Regions from separate parts of the Homo sapiens genome. Here region 2 is linked to region 1. A link is a loop called in an ENCODE intact Hi-C map of the cell type or tissue named here. Cell type or tissue: breast epithelium. All regions are shown on one strand. Each heading gives the region's core, and the rest is flanking DNA. Links, peaks and the distances in the headings are about the cores only.

What was found. Peaks named below come from ENCODE experiments on the same cell type or tissue, not always from the same donor. Only the 100,000 strongest peaks of a DNase experiment are listed, where the experiment ranks them.
Region 2: it touches region 1 in a loop (14-fold over the local background); 1 of 110 quality-filtered maps calls a loop at or near these places.

The regions. Positions count from the first base shown.
Region 1 is chr17:37,656,173-37,667,512 of GRCh38, forward strand. No RefSeq gene overlaps it. Among named protein-coding and RNA genes, the nearest start is that of DDX52, 18 kb to the left of the region's middle. In breast epithelium, for the core only: no CTCF peak of the experiment used is centred there; no DNase peak of the experiment used is centred there.
Region 2 is chr17:37,471,797-37,481,968 of GRCh38, forward strand. TADA2A (transcriptional adaptor 2A) reads left to right here. Exons shown (of 16, transcript NM_001166105.3): 15 at 2,760-2,833; 16 at 5,001-7,929. The coding sequence ends at 5,186. Among named protein-coding and RNA genes, the nearest start is that of DUSP14, 13 kb to the right of the region's middle. In breast epithelium, for the core only: no CTCF peak of the experiment used is centred there; DNase peaks (open chromatin) are centred at 4,765 and 6,565; H3K27ac peaks cover 4,488 bases.

The DNA of each region.
Region 1 (11,340 bases), core at 1,636-9,635:
GTAAATTAACTCATTCAATCTCACTGCAACCCTATGTTGTAAATACTATTATTAGACTCATTTTATACTTGAAAAAACCAAGGTTCCCAAACTTTCTTGGTAACTGTGCTCCTAGAGTCTCAGTAATTTTTTCACAACTCAGGCTCAAAGAAATACTTAATAATTCCATTGATTAAGTTAAGCCCAAATATCTTAATATATATTTATGATTTTACAACTTAGTAGCCATTTGAAAAAATAATACATATAAAACATTTTTTATTTTTTTGAGAGAGTCTCACTCTGTTGCCCAGGTTGAAATGTGGTGACATGATTGCGGCTCAGTGCAACCTCTGCCTCCCAGGTTCAATCAGTTCTCATGCATCAGCCTCCCAAGTAGCTAGGATTACAGGCGTGCGCCAACATACCCAGGTAATTTTTGAATTTTTAGTAGAGACGGGGTTTTGCTGTGTTGGCCAGGCTGATCTCAAACTCCTGGTCTCTAGTGATGCTCCTGCCTCGGCCTCCCAAAAAGCTGAGATTAAAGGCGCGATCCACCGCCCCAGGCCATACATATAAATTTAAAGAAAAAAATTGTATTTCATTTAAAAATAATTACACTTACTTGCTAATGAGAGTTGCAAAAAAAACAAAAATTACCCAGACACTAAAAGCACAGTAATCAATAAAGTTTGGGAACCTTGGTTTTTTCAACTATAAAATGAGTCTAATAATCGTATCTATAATGTAGGCCAGGTATGGTGGCTCACGCCTGTTAGCACTTTGGGAGGTTGAGGCGGGCAGATCACCTGAGGTCAGGAGTTTGAGACAAGCCTGCCCAACATGGTGAAACCCCATCTCTACTAAAAGTACAAAAATTAGCTGGGCGTGGTGACGGGTGCCTGTAATCTCAGCTACTCGGGAGGCTGAGGCAGGAGCATTGCTTGAACCCAGGAAGCAGAGGTAGCAGTGAGCCAAGATCGTGCCACTGCACTCCAGCCTGGGTGACAGAGTGAGTGAGACTCCCTCTCTCAAAATAAATAAATAAATAAATATAAATAAATAAAAGGCTCTATAACATAAGGTTGCAGTACAAGCTTATTGGATGCTGCACATCTTCTCAAACCTTGGGCTCAGATTGGACACTGCCACACTCATTTCCTGATTCACGTTGATATTCACATAGTACTTGTTTTTCATCCCAGCAACCACAGAAAACTCAGCTTTGCAATGATCTGACATTACCAAAAGGGTACTATTTGAATGTTGAAACCATGGCTATCTCATACTAGTAGTTCATGTGATTTTCAACAGACATTGAGTATCACTGTGTTGTCCTTGAACATTTGAAATATTCTGTGTTGCTCTATGGACTTGCTGCTGTTCCAAGCTGGAGTTCCTTGGGACACAGTTTGGGAACTGTGGTTCTACCACAGCATTGTTTTTTCAGTTTTGGGGACAAAATTCTTGGGAAGGTCATATGTGGTGGTTCACGCCTGTAATCCTAGCACTTTGGGAGGCCGAGGCAGGAGGATTGCTTGAGCCCAGGAGTTCAAGACCAGCCTGGGCAACATATCAAGACCTTGTCTCTACAGAAAATTAAAAAATTAGCTGGGGATAGTGGTATGTGCCCATATTCCTAGCTACTTAGGAGGTTGAGGTAGGAGGATCGCTTGAGCCCAGGAGTTTGAGGCTACCGTGAGCTATGATTGTGCCACTGCACTCCAGCCTGCATGACAGAGCAAGACTTTGCCTCAAAAAAAAAAAAATTCTTTGGGAAAAATATAAATCAGATTGTGATTTTTAATATTACTTAATAATTAGTGTGAATATTAATAAATTGTATAAAAAATTAATATCTTAAAAATCTTGCTCTTCATTTAAATTCATGTCTTTTTTGTTTTATCTAATTGCTTTGGGATAGACTTTTATAGACAATTAAACAGAAACAGGCTCATTTGGAATGAATAATAAATTGTTAACATCATATAGGTCAAAGGTAACTGCTTGCATTCAAGGAGTGGGAAGCAAGGACAGTACATAATAAATGTTTCAGCTGATAATATATGTAATAAAAATATTTTATACCACCAAGTACATAGGGTGAACTCAAGGAACTTCGTAAGTTTAGTTGAACCTCTCTCTTTTTTTTTTTTTTTTTTTGAGACAGAGTCTTGCTGAGTCTCCCAGGCTGCAGTGCAGTGGCGCAGTCTTGGTTCACTGCATCCTCCGCCTCCTGGGTTCGAGCAATTCTCCTGCCTCAGCCTCCCAAGTAGCTGAGACTACAGGCGCACACCACCATGCCCAGCTAATTTTTTGTATTTTCGTAGAGATGGGGTTTCACAATGTTGCCCAGGCTGGTCACGAACTCCTGAGCTCAGGCAATCCGCCTGCCTCGGCCTCCAAAGTGCTGGGATTACAGGCATGAGCCACCATGCCTGGCCTAGTTGAACCTCTCTTTTAAGCAAATTTATTACTTGAAATTTTGAATGTTCTAAACTAGTATACAAGGGGCTTGATTATTTTTACAAAAGAATATTATGTGAGTTTCTTTGATACTTAAATTTTTTTTTTTTAATTTTAAAATAGAGACGGGGTCTGACTGTGTTGCCCAGGCTGGTCTCGAATTCCTGACCTCAAGCAGTCCTCCTGCTTCAGCCTCCCAGAATGCTGAGATTACAGGCATGAGCCACCACGCCCAGCAGCTTTGATGCATTTAAATTATGATGTGGTTCACTGAAATTGAGATGTGTGCCCTACTTTAAAAAAATTACTGAAACTGAGATAGATGCCCAACTTTTTAGAAAATAGGTTTTATTTCTTTATTAACAAAAATGTTTTTAGACCCGTGGTTTTGCTGTTTCCCAGGCTGGACCAAAACTCCTGGTGTCAAGTAATCCTCCTGCCTCAACCTCTCTAGTAGCTGGGATTATAGGTCTGTGCCACCATGACCAGCTGCCCAGCTTTTAAAAATACACATTATTTTATAAAATGCCTCACTGTGTTCTGTTGCATTTTGAGTTTTCTGTCTTTTAGAAGTATGGGAAGCAAAACATTCTTCTACTATATATAAAGGGAAAATGAGGCACAGAGAAAAGCAGTGAGTTTATTTGGCATCACAGAGTAGGAAATTAAAAGGCACCAGCTACTCATCTTTATTAGAAAATATCATGTAATCAGTATCTAACAGCCATTATTTTCATAATAAAGTGATGCTATATAAAATCAATAAATAAAAGTACCCATTTCTGCACGATATTGTATTAGAATTAACATATGTGATTTTTTTAGCCCAAGAATTTGTCTCAGTTCTATTGACTGTACTGACACAGTCAAGATAATGGCAGCATGTATCATATCCCATGAGTGATATGATTGAAATAAGCTTAATGACAGATGGAGGAAATGCTTGCTTCTGTTTCACTCCTGTAGTCATGATAAGGGGTTTCATTTGATTAGGGTAACACCAGCTTGCATTAATGGCATGAAGAATCAGAAAGTTTCATTTTACTTTGCCATCATCATTTTGATAGCAGATTGACTCAATAAAGCTGGGGTTCCCAGAGCATTAAGTAAAATATCTCTGAGGCATCTTTGCAAAGTTATTCTGTAGCCTAGGCTGAAATACTGTGGTTATATCTTCCTTGGGGCTTCTAGTATTTTAATTATGGAGCAATTACAGAGCATTGCCTTCTTTCTTTTCACTGCTCCAGCTGAGTACCTGGGATTCTCTAAGGTAAAAGCAAAGGCCTTTCCCTGGGTCCTTGGGAAAAGCAGGGAAATCTAAGACAATCCAGATGGATCGCGGGTCTTTTTAAACACTTTTTTAGAGATGGCATCTTGAATAATTGTCTTCAGGGCGGTGAGCCATAGTTCACTAACCAAAGTTTCATTTAAATATCATGATGAATTGGCTGCGAAAAGAGGATGGGGAGGAATGTGAAGGGATTTGTATAACAAAGAACCATAAATCATCTCCGGTACAGTGGATCCCCTATCACTCAGCCTATGGGCTCATCAGAGGAACTGCAGGGAGAAAGATGAGAGGGAAAAGGGTCTTCCAGCTTGGGGGGCTACAGCATCCCCCAAGTTAGCAAGGTCCCAAACCAAGTCTTTCCTGAAGTATCATTCACTTATTCATCTTGGAAATATCTGTCAAGTGCCTACTATGTGCAAGGCACTATTCTAGTTGCCATTAGACTGGGAAAGTGTAAGGGTGCGGGGTAGTACTACTAAGATGAGTAGGATACAGTCCCTGCTTTACTATTTATGAGGCATTTTTATGGCAAGGCCTAGCTTCTTTGGCATTAACATTAGTACACAATTAGGGTGTGCCTAACTTTTTTAAACAGATGTATTTCTGAGCCTTTCTGGCATTAAAGTGAATGTCTATCAAGTGAATCTCTACATTCTTCATAAATCTGTCCCTGTTACCCTCAGTTGGAATTAATTTTTCTCCATCCCTGTGTTCCCATAGCCTTCTCTGTATATATCCTCCATCTTCCTCAGTAGGCCTATTGGAGGCAATTGTCACGGAGTGGAAAGTGGAAAGAGCATGGGCTCTGCAGCCACACGGGCTCAAATTAGAATTCCAGCTCTACCTCTACCACTTAGTAGTTGTGTGTGATCTGGGTTAGTTTCTTTTTTTAAAAACAAAATTATTTCCATAGGTTTTTGGAGAATGTGGTCTTTGGTTACACAAGTAAGTTGTTTAGTGGTGATTTGTGAGATTTTGGTGCACCCATCACCAAAGCAGTGTACACTGAACCTGATTTGTAGTCTTTATCCCTCACCGCTTCCCACCCCTTCCCCCTAAGTCCTCAAAGTCATTCTTATGCCTTTGCATCCTCATAGTTTAGCTCTCACTTATAAGTGAGAATATGTGATGTCTGGTTTTCCATTCCTGAGTTACTTCACTTAGAATTATAGTCTCCAGTCCCATCCAGGTTGCTGCGAATGCTGTTAATTCATTCCTTTTTATGACTGAGTAGTATTTCATCATCTATGTATACCGCAGTTTCTTTATCCACTCGTTGATTGATGAGCATTTGGGTTGGTTCCACATTTTTGCAATTGCAAATTGTGCTGCTAAAAACATGCATGTGGAAGTATCTTTTTCATATAATGACTCCTTTTCCTCTGATCTGGGTTAGTTTCTTAACCTCTCTAAGCCCCCAGTTTCCTCCTCTGTGGCATGGGGATACTAGTTCCCATTTTGGGGGACTTCATAAGTATTAAATGAAGTAAAGAATTCAGCATTTAGAAAAATGCCTGGACTATAATAAGCATTCAGTTGTTAATCATTGCTAGTAGGTATTTTATAGATGATCATCTTACAGGCAAGGCAACCAAAGCTCATAAAGGTTAAATAACTTAAGTGCTGTACTTTGTAATTTGAAGGAAGTATAACATTGGATTTAAGAACTTTGGAGCCATGTTACCTTGTTCACCCTCCTTTTCTGCCATTTACTGTTTATACAGCCCTGAGCCAATAATTTAATTACTCTTGGCTTTCATTTCTTTATTCATAAAATAAGGATGATGACTGATCATCTGTCACTCACTGCTTATTATGAGGATGAAAGGAGATGATATGTGTAAAGTGCTTGGTATCTAGCATGCAGTCAGACAATAGAAGCTGCTATTATTAGCAGAAGTCACCTAGTGGCCAAGTGGCAGGACTTAGATTTAAATCTAGTGGGTCTGACTCTCAAGCACTTGCCTTTTTCTAACAAACTCACCACCAGCTCCTTTTCTGTCCGAGCTGAGATTCTGAAGACTTAGCAGATGCTGTCAACACTTGAAATTGTTTTTTTCAAGTGTAATAAAGTCAATTGGTTGATTTTCTCTTTTGATGATTGCTTTATATTTCACAACTATATACTCACATACCCATAATCTTGAACAGCTTTTCCTTCCTCAATCAACAGAATATGTATAATTTATAATATATATGTTTATATACTGTATATATATTTTCCAACCTCATAAAGGAATAGCCAACATCTCAAAGGAACATACTGCTGCCTTCGCCCACATGGACTTTTCAAAACACTTGCTTGTGAAAGAAATCATCATCCCCGAGGAAGCATTACGGGGAATTTCTTGCAATAAGGAGTAGTATCAAAATTCATTTGTGGAATGAAACCCAAGTGAAAAGGAAAAGCAAGGGCTTGCCTTCTTCCTCCCTGCAAACCCTGTCTTGGAATACTTTCCCTCCCCAGCCCCAGGAGGGGCGAGAACAGTAGGGTCAAGGGGTGGTGACCAGGTTAGCGACAAGGGCAACAGAGGGAGGAGACAAAAGAGCAGAAAGTGGAGGCTGCTACCCGAATGCCTGAGCATGTTTCTTTGCTGAAAGAGAATGGCAGGACAACGACTCAAACTGAGAGAAGAGGGTGGAGGGGGAAGAGGACAGCTAATGGATGGGGTGGCCCAGCAGGGGTCAGAGGTCATGAGGGCACACAGTGAACTAATTGGCCACTCTGCATATTCACTTTCTGCTTCTAGCCTACAGCTGGGCCTTGAGAGAAAGGCCTGGGGGTGAAGCTGGCTTTATTTACACCATAGATTTGAGGCCAACTGGTGAAAAGCAACCAAAACCGAAAAGGGAGACAAGAACTCTCTTTCCTCCTGTAGGAACATCTGACCAGGGGTAGCCTTTTGCAAAAGAAAATGTGAAAGATTTCACTTCATTCATTCATACATTCATTCATTTATTCTTCATCATCATCGTCATCATCTCCACATGTTAATTGGATGCTCCAAGAAATGTTACCAGATGGAGAAGGATTATAGACACCTTTAACTTGGAACATAGATGATTAGAGTTAAATTTGGGCTTTTGAGATCATCTAGTTCAGCTCTCTTGTTTTATACTTAAGGAAAAGAGAAAACAATTTACTCAAGCTCACAGGAAAGTAGCAGAGGAGGGAGCAGAGCTCAGATCTTCTCCAAATTCAGAGATTTTTCTAGTACACATTTCTCAGAAACATAGTAGATGAAAACTTGTGTTGACTGGTGTGATTAACAGCTCAGCCTCTGGGTCAAACAGACTGGGCCAGAACGCCAGTTACTAGCTCTGTAAACTTAGAACACTTAATCTTTCAAAGAATCAGTTTGTAGAAAAATACAATTGTTATGTGAATCAAGAGAGGTAAATGCATGTAGAGTGAGTACATGCTTTACAATAACTATGACTATTGCTATTACTTTAGAGCCCGGTATAGACTGTGCTTTTGATGATAAACATGTAACACAATGAACATTTCTCTTGCCATATATAATCTCTATGGGCCTGCCGTCCCAAGATGAAAATCCTCCTTCCTCCTCAGTTTAGAGACCCATGAAGGTAGGAGGGAAACTTTAGAGGCCTGTCTGAACCTTTTACAGACAGAGCTGCCCAAATTTGGAATGAGCCAACTTTCAAAGAGTCAATATATGGGAAGGGCTTAAAGGGCCAGGCACATAGTTAGCACTCAGTAAGGGTTAGTTATTGTTATTATTACTGGTAAGGAGGGAGTTCTTTGTCACTGCACGGGTTCAAGCATAAGGCTGGCTTACCCTTTGTCAGGAATGTTTAAGGGAGATTCATGGATTGGACAGAGTAACCTGGGCTCAGCTTTTCTGTTATTCTGCTTTCCAGAGACTTTGTTTCACCCTCTTCAAAGGTCTGGCTGCATGAAGCAAGGAAGGGAATCTGGGAACCTAACTGTTTTTCAAAGATTTCCATCAGGCCAGGCGTGGTGGCTCACAGCTGTAATCCCAGCACTTTGGGAGGTCAAGGCAGGCAGATCACTTGAGGCCAGGAGTTCAAGACCAGCCTGGGCAACGTGGCAAAACCCCGTCTCTACTAAAAATACAAAAATTAGCCAGGTGTGGTGGCACGTGCCTGTAGTGCCAGCTACTCAGGAGGCTGAGGTGGGAGGATCACTTGAACCCGAGAGGCTGAGGTTGCAGTGAGCTGACATCGTACCACTGCCCTTCAGCCTGGGCAACAGAGTGAGACTCTGTCTCAAAAGAAAAAGAAAAAAAGAAAAGATTTCCATCAGTCTTTATATTTTTCACTCCACCTTCATCCTTATCGTCTGAGGTACCTGGTAGACTGTTGTGGAGGGAATGTTTGTGTTTCCCCAAAATTAATATGCTGAATCCCTAGCCCCCAGTGTGATGGTATTTGAAGGTGAGGCCTTTGGGGAGTAATGAGTAATTAGGTTTAGATTAAGTCATGAGGGTAGGACTCTCTTGGTGGGATTAGTGCCCTTTTAAGAAGAGGAAGAGAGAGAGTTCTGTCTCCACGAGCAAGGAAAGGCCACGTGAGGACATAGCAAAATGGCAATTGTCTGCAAACCAAGAAACACACCACTGCATTCCAGCCTGGGTGACAGAGATAGAACCTGTTTCAAAATAAAAACAAAAACAACCCACCCCCCCCAAGTGTCTTAGCCATTCTTGACTCTTTTCTAGTTCATATTTGAAGATTAGTTTGTAAGTTTTTTATATACTATATATAAATATAAATGTAGCCAAGTTGGGATTTTTTTTTTTTTTTTGGTATTGCGTTGAATTTATAGATAAATTTGGGGGACGATTGACTGTGTTTATAATAGTGGGTATTTCTGTTCACAAACATGGTATATTGTTCTATTTATTTAGGGCTTCTTTTATGTCCGCCAATAAAGTTTTATCATTTTCTTCATTTGGGTTAATACTTCTTTTATTAGATCTATTGCTAATACCTTTTAGTTTTTGCAGATATGTAACAGGGTCTCTTTAAGATTACATTTTCTAATTAGTTTTGCAGGTGTATAGGAATGCATCTGACTTTTTGTATATTGATTCTGAATCCAGCAACCTTGAGCAATCCTTTCAGTCGTTCTGATAGCTTGTCTATACATTATCTTGGATTCTCTATGTAAACAATCATATTGTCAACAAATAGCAACAATTTTATTTTTTCCTTTCCAATCCTTATGCCTGTTTATTTCCTTGCCTTATTGCATTGGCTGGGATAGCCAGTAAAATGCAATGAAATGAATGCAGGTGGTGAAAGCGGATAGCTGTTAAAGGGACATGCCACCTTAACAGGCATATATCACCAGAGCTATTGGCTTTAGAGCTATGCTGTGCCTGCCAGACCTGTACCAGCAAAATGTATGTATCTTTGGTGTTCAAAATGTATACACCTTTGGTGTTTGAGAATAGGTATTTCTATTCTCATTTAATAGATAAAGAAACAGAAACTCAAAGAAGTAACCAGGTCTGTAAACCCCGCACTTTGAGAGGCTGAGGCAGAAGGGATTGTTTGAAGCCAGGAGATTGAGACCAGCCTGCACAATATAAGGAGACCTTGTCTCTGCAAAAAATTTAAAAAACAAAAGAAACTCAAAGAGGTAAGTAACTTGCTAAAGACCACACAGTTTATAAGTGGGAGATTCACACCCAGATCTTCCGATTTCCAGTTGAATGCCATTTCCATGATTCCACACTTCCTTCCAGCTAGTTACCTGATAAATCTATCTGTGCTAATATGTTGCCCATCCCAGATAACATATTGCATTTTATCTTATTATTTATTTACTTATTTATTTTTTTGAGGCGGAGTCTTGCTCTGTCGCCCAGGCTGGAGTGCAGATCATGGCTCACTGCAGCTGTGAACTCCTGGGCTCAAGCAGTCCTCCCACCATGGCCTCCCGAAGTGTTGGGATTATAGGTATGAGCTACCACGCCTGGCCGTAGAATGCATTTTAAAAGAGATACTTCAGAACAAACAATGCTTTTACCCATTTAAATGAGTTTTTAACAGTGGGAGTTTTAGGCAAGTTTTAGGCAAGTATTTTGCCTTAACAGAAGACTCTGCCTATTTATAATTTTTTAAAAACAGATTCATTGACTCTTAGAGTTGAATGGCTTCTTGTCTCATCCAACCCACTATGTAATGTAGTTATCCCTGTATTGCATCCATGACAGATCATCCTCCGGCATTTACCAACTGCCAGGGACGGGTTCACCTCACCAGCAAGCTGTTGAATAAATTCTCATGTGAATCCACAATCTGCCCACTGATCTAGAGAGTTGTTTTCTCCTTTACCTGACAGCTCTTCACATGTTTGTTAGTTTCTCAGACTACCTGTCTCTAGGAGGTTTAGTTATTGTCTGAATGAGATAGTTTCCAGACTTCTCACTATCCTGGTCATTCTCCTCTCAGTGCTTTCTAGTTGGCAAATGTCCCTCTTGAAAATGTTGCCTAGGCCGGGTGCAGTGGCTCACGCCTATAATCCCAGCACTTTGGGAGGTCGGGATAGGTGGATCCCTTGAGCTCAGGAGTTCAAGACCAGCCTGGGCAACGTGGCAAAAACCTGTCTCTACAAAAAATACAAAAATTAGATGGGGCTGGGTTTGGTGGCTCATGCCTGCACTCTCAGCACTTTGGGAGGCCAACATGGGAGGACTGCTTGAGGCCAAGAGTTCGAGACCAGCCTGGGCAACATGGTGAAACCCCATCTCTATAAAAAAAAGTACAAAAAGTAGCCGGGTATGGTGGCATGCACCTTAGTCCCAGCTACTTGGGAGGCTGAGGTGGGAGGATTGCTTGAGCAGGGGAGGGGAAGGTTGCAGTGAGCTAAGATCGCACTGCTGCCTCCAGCCTGGGTGACAGAGTGAGTCTCTGTCTCAAGAAAAAAAAAAAAAAGAAAGAAAACAAAAGTAAAGAAAATGATGGCTAGGTTTTTAAGATGTATTTGGATTGCAAACAAAGTGGGCCTCATATCATCTGGACACAGTTACTTCTATTGATGCTGTCTAGATTTGTGTCTTTAGTAGCTATGACACACTGCTTATTTGTGGTGAGTTTAGGGTTAATTAAGCCCTCCATATATTTTTTATTTGAACTGCATTTCTGAAAATATACTATTTGTATGTTAAAAAAGAGAAGAAAAATGCTTCTGAAGACAGGAATTTATATATATCCTCACTAAATTTAATAATTTGTGTGGTTACTTCATAATTGGCCATCTATAAATGTGATCAAGCATGCCTTCTGTATATAGAGCGAGGCCTGCACTTGCAGAATGCAAAGACAAATTGTCCTGCATTGCCTAATCATTCAGACCAGAAGCCATGGAGGTATATTTGTTTGTTTTTAATCTTTCATCCCCTATGCCCTTTCCTGCAGCACTCTGGAGCTCTCCAAGACAGAGCAAAGTCTGTGGGGAAGGAACCAGGACAGAAATCTACTCTGTTTTGGAGACAAATGGGGCAGCACCTGCAGCTTGGAGGCTGCAGCAGGTTACCAGGAAACACCTGCTTGGTCAGGGGTAGGGAAAGTCATTAGGACTGCTGTCCCAGGACAGAATAAAATACCAT
Region 2 (10,172 bases), core at 1,677-9,676, 180 kb before region 1:
TGCCCAGCCTAAACTTTTTATTTTTATATAACATGAGCAAAGAAGCATGTTACTTGCCAGAAACATAAGGATTTCTGAGTTAGAGACCTAAAGTATTTCTATTTCTTCGTTTTACCTCTTTGAGTATGTCCTATTTTGAAATTAGTATACAGAGCAAGATTAAGCCATACGCTATCTGATGATCCTTGGTGATTGGTAATCGATGACTGGGAATTGGGGGAGGTATGTCTCAGTAGATTCAGAATCTGGGTCTCAGATTTGTCCGCGTTAGGGACTTTTTTTTTTTTGAGATGGAGTCTCGCTCTGTCACCCAGGCTGGAGTGCAGTGACGCGATCTTGGCTCACTGCAACCTCTGCCTTCCGGATTCAAGCGATTCTCCTGCCTCAGCCTCCCAAGTAGCTGGGATTAGAGGCGCCTGCCACTATGCCCAGCTGATTTTTGTACTTTCAGTAGAGATGGGGTTTCGCCATGCTGGCCAGGCTGGTCTCGAACTGCTGACCTCAGGTGATCTGCCTGCCTCGGCCTCCCAAAGTGCTGGGATTACAGGCATGAGCCACTGCGCCTGGTCACTGAAGGGACTTTTTTTTTTCCCCCATTTATTCCTTTATTTCAAGTGATTTTTTCTTAATATGGAAAGAAGAAAAAGGTATTGTTTTAGGGGAGTGGCTAAGACAGTGAAATCAAAGTTTTATTTTGTAAGTTTCTTACTGCCAACACTCTACCCCCAAAATCTAAATACAACTAAGTTAATACTGGCTAATTAAAATGAAGGAACTGGGTCAGGTGCAGTGGCTCATGCCTGTAATCCCAGCACTTTGAGAGGCTGAGGCGGGCAGATCACCTGAGGTTGGGAGTTTGAGACCAGCCTGACCAACGTGATGAAAACCCATCTCTCCTGAAAAAAAAATATAAAAATTAGCTGGGTGTGGTGGTACACATCTGTAATCCCAGCTACTCCAGAGGCTGAGGCAGGAGAATCGCTTGAATCCGGGAGGCAGAGGTTTCAGTGAGCCAAGATCGCACCATTGCACTCCAGCCTGGGTGACAGAGTTAAGACCATCTCAAAAAATAAATAAATTAATTAATTAAATTAAATGAAGGAACTGGCTAACATGATCATATATTTTTGTTCTCTGTACTATCTGCACTGACTTGTTCATTGTTTCTTTTTTCTTTTTTTGTGAGACAGGGTCTCCCTCTACTATCCAGGCTGGAGTGCAGTATGTGATCATGGCTCACTGTAGCCTCAAACTCCCAGGCCTAAGTGATCCTCCCAGTTCAGCTCCTGAGTGGCTGGGACTACAGGTGAATGCCACCAAACCTGGAGAAATTTTTTTTTTTTTTTTTTTTTTTTTGGTAGAAACAAGGTCTTACTATATCACCCAGGTTGGTCTTGAACTCCTGGGCTCAAGTGATCCTCCTGCTTCAGCCTCCCAAAGTGCTCAGATTACAGGTGTGAGCCTCTGCACCCGGCCTCTTGTTCATTGTTTGTTCCTAGCCTGTGTTAGCCTTTCTCACCCCTTATATTTAGGCTGAGGAGATCTCTTGCTCTCCTTTATGTTCTGAGTTCTTAAGGCAACTATGTATTGGAAGCCTGGCATCTTTGATTGTAGCCTAGCCTCTGGTGACTTTTGTGAGGAACCAAATGGTTTTATCTCCCTTTTTGAGGATTTGGAATAATCCCTTATGCCTTTTGTTGATGTAACAGAGAAGCCTGTTTTCCACCAGTGGAGCTTGTAACAGTCCCTCCCCTTTCTCTGCCCCACTTGAAAAGCAACCTCTATAAAACTTCGACATTTTCTTTGCTTAACTCAGTCTATCCATTCCCAGCTGAATACCAATCCCTAATACACATTCAAAACAAAACCAAAAAAGTTTTGCTCATCAAGCTTCCCCTCCTGGCCAGTGACCTCCTACTTGGGTTTCTTTCTCAGGTGTGTGAGTTGACCTCAGCCCCTGCTTTGCCATATAATGGCTCATTGTTCCTGTTTGTGGATCTTGCAGGTAAACAGGGCTACTTTGGAAGGAACAGATATTCCCTCACATAATAAAAAAGAAGGGCCTTTTGCTGGCCTAACAGTCTTTCTTTGATCTGAAGGCACACAGTACTTGGTTAATTACCATGTTTGCCTTGTACTGCTGGCCGAGTGGCAAGGATTAGGGAATGTCTGTTCTGCAGTTATTATTTCCATTCGTCAGCTGTCAAAGCAGGCATTGTGTGATGTTTCTTAACTGGATGACATCTGGGCATCAGATTTTAGAGTCTCCTACATGGTTAGGAAGAAATAGGTGATAGTCGGGCATGGTGGCATATGCCTGTCTTCCCAGGTAGTTGGGAGGCTGAGGCAGGAGGATCACTTGAGCCAGGGAGATTGAGGCTATAGTGAGCTATGATCGCAACACTGCACTCCAGCCTGAGCAACAGAGTGAGACCCTGTCTCAAAAATAATAATAATAAATAAGAGATAACTACTGTGGTGAGTAGTTACATTTGATGCTAAGGTATGTGTGACTGTATGTGTATTTTAGCAGATTATGGGTAATTCATGTGCCCTGAATATGTAATTCATTTTCAAGTGAATGTTCGGGTGCCCATGTTGTTAGCTAAACAGGCCTGAGGGAATGGGACAGGATTTCCTAAGCTGGATATAGTGATCCTATACCTAACTGGCCTGGCTGCACTGAACTTTTTAATACTTTACACCTGAGAAATTGTCACTCCTATTAAATCTATGCTGTTTCCTTTCTCTGTCTATAGGTAGACGGAGTGCACCACCCTTGAACCTCACTGGCCTCCCTGGCACAGAGAAGCTGAATGAAAAAGAAAAGGAGGTAACAAAAGGGAGGGGGCTGGGAGAAAGAGAATAGGGGCTGATTATTCATTGAGTTGTCATTAAAAATCCATTACAGGGTCAAACCCCTTTTGTTTCATTCATCTAACATATATGCACAGCTCTGGTGAATCCTAGAAGTCCAAGAGCTAAAGAGCCGTTTGTGGCAGATTTCAGAGAATTGCTTACCTTGTCACCCTACCACCATTCCTCTTTTGGGGAAAGCACATGTGGTATGTAGATGACATAATAATAGCAACTATCATCTATTGAGCACTTACCATGTGCTACTCTACTGAGTGCTTTATGTAAATAAAATTAATTTTTTGTAAACCTAAAGTAACTTCTACATGAAAATAGATATTTCCTATTAGAATGGCTGCCTTGAAAAGTTCTATACTTATTCCAACAACATAATCATTATTTAAAACATTTTTGTAAATTGTCTCCAGAGCATGTTTATAAACCTAAGGAAAAGATTTCTACATCATATATAGTCATGTTAATTTTGATTTTAAAAATTATTTTTTATTTTTATTTTTTTTTATTTATTTATTTTTTGAGACGGAGACTTGCCCTGTCACCCAGGCTGGAGTGCAGTGATGCGATCACAGCTCACTGCAGCCTCCACCTCCCAGGTTCAAGCGATTCTTCTGCCTCAGCTCCCCGAGTAGCTGGGACTGGACTATAGGCGCTTGCCACCATGCCTGGCTAATTTTTGTAGTTTTTAGTAGAGATGGGGTTTCACCATGTTGGCCAGGCTGATCTTGAACTCCTGACCTCATGATCCATCCACCTTGGCCTCCCAAAGTGTTGGGATTACAGGCGTGAGCCACCTCACCCGGCCTATTTTTTATTTTTTATTTGAAAGTCTCGCTCTGTTACCCAGGCTGGAGTGCAGTGGTGTGATCTCGGCTCACTGCAACCTCTGCCTCCCGGGTTCAAACGATTCTCCTGCCCCTGAGTAGCTGGGACTACAGGCGCATACCACCACACCCGGCTAATTTTTGTATTTTTAGTAGAGACGGGGTTTCACCTTGTTAGCCAGGCTGGTCTCGAACTCCTGACTTCAGGTGATCCACTCACACCAGCTCCAAAAGTGCTGGGATTAGAGATGTGAGCCACTGCACCGGCCTGATTAAAAAATTATGTGACCTACTTTTTCCAGTTGCAATCATCAGACATGTCTTCATATTGATTTTATCTGTTTCTAAAATTTAAAGCCAGCCTCATAAGAGTCATCATCAGGAGTTTTCAGAAAACTTTGTCACATCTCTGAAGTCTGTTCCTCTTTTGGAGGAGTTCCTCTTTTGCTCCTCATATGCTCCTTTTATAATTCCCAAGGTCAGTTCCCCATCTCCCACCATATATCATTAGTTCAGTTCAGATAATAAGGAAGGGTCATAGTGTAGGGGATAGTGTTAGTCTTATTTTATCCACCAGGAACAGTAAGGATTAGTTTGGGAGTGGAAGGAAATGTATGTAGTATCTATGTATTGCTGAAGGAGGTCATAGGTCAGCCTGATTCAAATATTGAATGGCCTGGAATTTCAAGCTTTTTTTATCCTTACCCACATAATGGTGACCTCAGACTCCTCATTGCTGGATAATGTGGCAATTTTCTAGATTTTTAGCAGTTAAAGTTACCTCCTCTTAGCAAGGTCTCTTTATCTCCTTTCCCTTTGAAGTAGGAAATGTAATCCCCAAAGCAGGGACTACTGCTTTATGCTGACACTAAAAACAATGTGATGCAGCCTTGAGAATCCAAGTGTCTGTGCATTCTGCCCCCACTGTGCCCCATGGCTCTTCCCTGACCATTGGTGCTGGGACTGTACCTGGGCATTTAGTGTTTGACTCCTGAAAGAGCCAGGCTGCTCCTCAGGAGCACATAGTTGTAAATCCCTAACAAACCCAGGCCCCTGAGCCAGCTGGCATGTGCTAAAGGCTCTTCTAGTATCACACCCTGGCTTTCTCTTCCTGGGTGTGTGTCCTTAGGGAGTGTTCTCTCCAGAGAGGAAGAGACTAAATGGAATGTAGTCCAGCCACCCATCAGCTCCTATAAATAGTTGGAGGTTGATGTCACTTTAAAAAATTTTTTGCTATACCTGCTGGATTAAATTACAAAAATGACAGATGTTAATGTTTATTAAATTTGCCGTGTCTTGCAGCTCTGTCAGATGGTGAGGTTGGTCCCTGGAGCCTATTTAGAATACAAATCTGCTCTATTGAACGAATGTAACAAGCAAGGAGGCTTAAGACTGGCGCAGGCAAGAGCACTCATCAAGATAGATGTGAACAAAACCCGGAAAATCTATGATTTCCTCATCAGAGAAGGATACATCACTAAAGGCTAAGGCTCCAAGAGCTTGGGATCAGAAGTCAGAAGTTTGGAATGTGGTGGGTCAAAGGACAATATGGGTGGGCATTCTGGAGAGTTGTTTTTCAGCTGAATTCTCATGGTGAAAACAGGGGAAAGGACAAAGGAAACCTTAAGTTGTATTGTCTACTTTCTTCTCCATCCTGCTTTAAAACACTCCTGTTGTTGGTATTATGCTGCAGAGTTGTGTGCTACATAAGCTATTATTAAATGTGAGTGGGCATTCATTCCTAACACCTCTTGTAACTAAAAGAACCATAGTACCTCACATCACAGTGCTGGTAGAAATGGAACTAAACCACAGTCTGTAATCCCAGGAGTCCAGCTCAGATCCTTATATTGCGAGGTAAGTTTGCTGATTATCTGTCTTGCCTTCAAACACTGCAGACAGATTTAAAATAAAGAGAAAGGTTTTAGAGCATAAGAAAGCTCTCGTTGAAGGATTTTTTAAGCTGACAACTTTTTTTTTTTTTTTTTGAGACAGAGTTTGCTCTTGTCCTCCAGGCTGGAGTGTGATGGCAAGATCTCAGCTCACTACAACCTCTGCCTCCCAGGTTCAAGTGATTCTCCTGCCTCAGCCTCCCGAATAGCTGGGACTACAGGTGTCCACCACCACACCTGGCTAATTTTGTATTTTTAGTAGAGACAGGGTTTTGTCATGTTGGCCAGGCTGGTCACAAACTCCTGACCTCAGGTGATCTGCCCGCCTCAGCCTCCCAAAGTACTAGGATTACAGGCGTGAGCCATCGCGCCCGGCCTAAGCTGACAACTTTTATGAGTAAAGGGGAAGAAAATATCCTTATGATGGTCTTATCCCAAACTGCATCTTTAACTTCGGCCGGGCAAGGTGGCTCACCTGTAATCCCAGCACTTTGGGAGGCTAAGGTGGGCGGATCACGAAGTCAGGAGTTCAAGACCAGCCTGACCAACATGGTGAAACAGTCTCTACTAAAAATACAAAAATTAGCTGAGTGTGGTGGCACACGCCTGTAATCCCAGCTACTCAGGAGGCTGAGGCAGGAGAATTGCTTGAACACAGGAGGCAGAGGTTGCAGCGAGCTGAGATCACGCCACTGTGCTCCAGCCTGGGCAACAAAGTGAGACTCTGTCTCAAAAAAAAAAAAACAAAAAAAAACCTTTAATGTCTGGCTTTGTACTTTGCAGTCTGCCTGTCTAATCTGCAGTAGTCTTTTGAGGAGGTGGCACCGGATATAACATGTCTCTGTTATTTTTAGAATTAATTAAAATGTTTTGCTATTTAATTTGTGGGTGTGTCAAATATTCTGGTAACTGAAACACACTTAAGGTGTTGGATGCCTGCCCCATCACGCTGCACTGTCTGCTGTCACATGTGTCCTGAACTCACCCTGTTTTTGCCCTGGGTTTCCCAGGATACCAAGCCCCTGAGGATGGAGATGATGCAACAAACCTCAGCTTTGCTTGGATTGTGACTTGAACCCTATTTCTCAATGGTGAAAGGCTAGCCTGCAATAAAAGCTGCTTTTAAAACAGAAGTAAAGCAGCTTTATATATGGGACTCACTAGATATGAGGGTAAGTAGCCCCACCACATGTAAAACTTGGTCCTCAAACGTTTCTGCAGAATAAGAAGCCAAACTTATGGTTATCTTGTTTCTGTTAGAAACAAAGTTGTATATAGAAATAACTTCGTCAGAATCGACACAAATCACATCGAATAGTTGACTGTTTAATTCCTTCTACATTCAAATATCTAATTAAAATACTGTGTGCTTTGTTGGAAGCATCTGCTCAAACTTTTGACTGTTGTAAATATGCATGCAGCTGGGAAGGGATTCATCTAAGGGATAAGAAATGAAAAAGACACTCTAAGGACCTGAGGGAATTCAAATAGAGGACTTCGATTTTTTAAAAAGAATGACGTGGAAATGACCTGTTTTCCTTGTAAAATCATATCTCGTAGAAAACATTTTACCACTACCATCACCCCTAGTTGGTTGTGAAGTGATTGCCTCTTATCCCTGAAAGGAAACTCCTGTTCTGAAAAGTTGGGATGCATTAGCCATCAGTGTTAGGTGACGTCTGTTGTAGTCTGAAGAGTCCTTAACCTTGATTAAGGAAGGCTTCCTGGGAGAGGTGGGCTTTTGGGGCAATTATATGATAGAGAAGAGAGAGAAAAATGGCAGATGGAAGTGGGAGACAATTCCACACACAGGGGGTGGAGAATGATGTGGAGGCAGCAGTGGGTGTAAGGACAATGGTGCCAAGAGATTTATTTGGCTAGAACACAAGGGGCAGCTGGGTAGTTAGGAGTGGGAGGATGGTAGGACAGTCTGACAGAAACCTTGGAAACAGTTGAACTCTGAAAAGCTGATGGCAAATCAGATTTCATGAGGAAAATGGCATGGTTGAAAATAGTAATAGAAAAATAAGACTGAAGTTTTAAATGACTGGATTTTTGAAAGTAGGATTATTATTTCTTTGGTATACCGAACTTTGCAAAGATACGTAGCATTGCATCCTTCCTCTTTGCTTCTAGACAGGGTTGGCCATAAACCAACTACACTGATAGAGGTCTCTCCAGATTGTCTCAGAAGAGAGAGTTTACCCTGAAACTTAATGACATGAATAAAACCTGTTTACTGAAATTTTTATTGCAATTTAACGTTAAAAGTTTCTGCTGGAGTTTTATGCATATTTTTCTCTCTAAGTGGTGGGAAATAAAGAACAAATCTCTTTCCATGTAATGACTCTTCTCTGTGCTCAAAGACCAAGACTCTGTCTCTTGCGATACCAATTAATACTAAATATTCAGTTTATCTTTTCCTGGGTCCCAGTTTCTTTCCTTTTATTGTTAACCGTCTTCACTTCCCCCGCTTTTAAAAATCTGAACTCAGTTAAGCAACCAGTCATTGAAATGACTGGGGGTTAGCTGGAAAAGGGAGAAAACCAATGGCATTCATCAATAACAACAAAATCCCAGTTTGTAGGACATTCTAGCTTTAGGAAATATGTAGGTATGTAACAAGAGAAAAAATCTGCATTGAAGAATCAGAGGCCACATTACACAGCAGTTTGGGAAAACTCACTCATAAATATGTATGAGTTTTATTATTTCTTTGGTAAACCCAGCTTTGCAAAGCTTTATGCCTAGAATCCCTCCAAAAAACACTTTTTCACCCATCTTTAAGCAAACAGTGGTACTGTATTCTCAACAGCATTCTGGGGAACTTCGCCCATTCATTTTTAAGGATATCTTTGTGGACACCTTCTAAATGTACATTGCATTATTCTTGACAACACAAAAGGGTTTTCTGTATCTTATATGCACCTAGCTTTTTGTTTGAATTTCTAAAAATTATATTGAAATAAAAGTTTGATTCAAGAGGTGCTGCTGATCTGGAAGCTTTGCTTTCCTTTCCAACGTGCTTAGCCAAATGCAGCTAACCTTTCCCACATCTGCCAGAAGGGACCATCTTTGGAACACGAGGACACTGCCATGTCTGTGGCCTTGCATAGAAGAGTTGGCCAAGCTAAAAGAATTCTTTTTAATCAGACACTGGCTGGGTGCAGTGGCTCATGCCTGTAATCCTAGCACTTTTTGTGGCTGAAGTGGGAGAGTCACTTGAAGCCAGGAGTTTGAGACCAGGCTGGACAACACAGCAAGACCCCCATCTCTACATTAAAAAAAAAAGAATGCTGGGTGTGGTGGCTCACGCTTTTTCTCCTAGCTACTTGGAAGGCTAAGGCAGGAGGATTGCTTGGGCCTGGGTAGTCAAGGCTGCAGTAAGCCATGATTTGTGCCATTGTAATGTAGCCTGAGTGACAGGGCAAGACCCTGTCTCTACCAAAAAAAAAAAAAAAGACGATACCTAGTCCTTTTGAGCCAAATGTAAGTGAAACAGAGCAAGAGCAGGGTCACAGCAGCCTGAATAGTAATAGTCCTGCTGACATAGGCACTTGATTTGGGAGTGAGAACAATAGTGAAGAGTTTTTAGGCCAGTGGCTCATGCCTGTAATCCCAGCATTTTGGAAGGATGAGGTGGGCGGATCACTTGAAATCAGAAGCTCAAGACCAGCCTGGCCAACATAGCGAATCCCCGTCTCTACTAAACATATAAAAATTACCCAGGCGTGCTGGTTCACGCCTATAATCCCAGCCTCAGGGAGGCTGAGACAGTAGAATCACTGGAACCCAGGAGGTGGAGGTTGCAGTGACCCGAGATTGCGCCACTGCACTCCAGCCTGGGCAACAGAACAAGACTGTCAAAAAAAAAAAAAAGTGAGGAGCTTTTAACTTGGGAATTTGGAACCTAAGTAGCCAGTCCTTGAAGTGTGCATCAGAACTGACGTGTTAGTGTGCTGTGTTTGAGGAGGGAAAAATGAACAGTTGCTGAGAGGTATGGAAAACCAGTTTCTTTGTCTAATGGCAGGGAGTTCTTTTTCTGTTGTTTGTTGCCTTGGCTTCCAGCAGTTAAGGTGTACTGCAATCAAACTGCCCTTTGATTTGATTGACTAAGCTACAAATCAGAGACATTATTTAAGGGAAAGGTGAATGTCGTGCATCTGCCATCACAATTCCTTTGTCACTTGAGTAGCTTGTTATGCATTGTGTCCTAGGCCCCCTTCCCTGTTGACAGTAGGAATAAGGAAATGGAGATAGCACAGGAAGTTAACCACTAAAAGGTTCCAACCCCTGAAAACTACAAAAAATTTATTTCATAGATGTAGCCCTGAAGGTCACTGTACTTACCCTTGTCTTGGAAAACCCTGTAGTTAACTTTTGCCAGCCCAGACTTGGTCTGGATAATTGAGTCTGATGCACCTATTTTCTACGTTAGAGCACCAGAATGGATTTTTGTGGCACCAAACTAATCATTTGGTTGAATTAACCCCCTCTTCTTAACCAAGCAACACTTTTTTCATCTTGGTCTGGTCTCCCCTGAGGCTGTGGGTGGCAAAAAGCTTCCAGGTAGCTTATAATA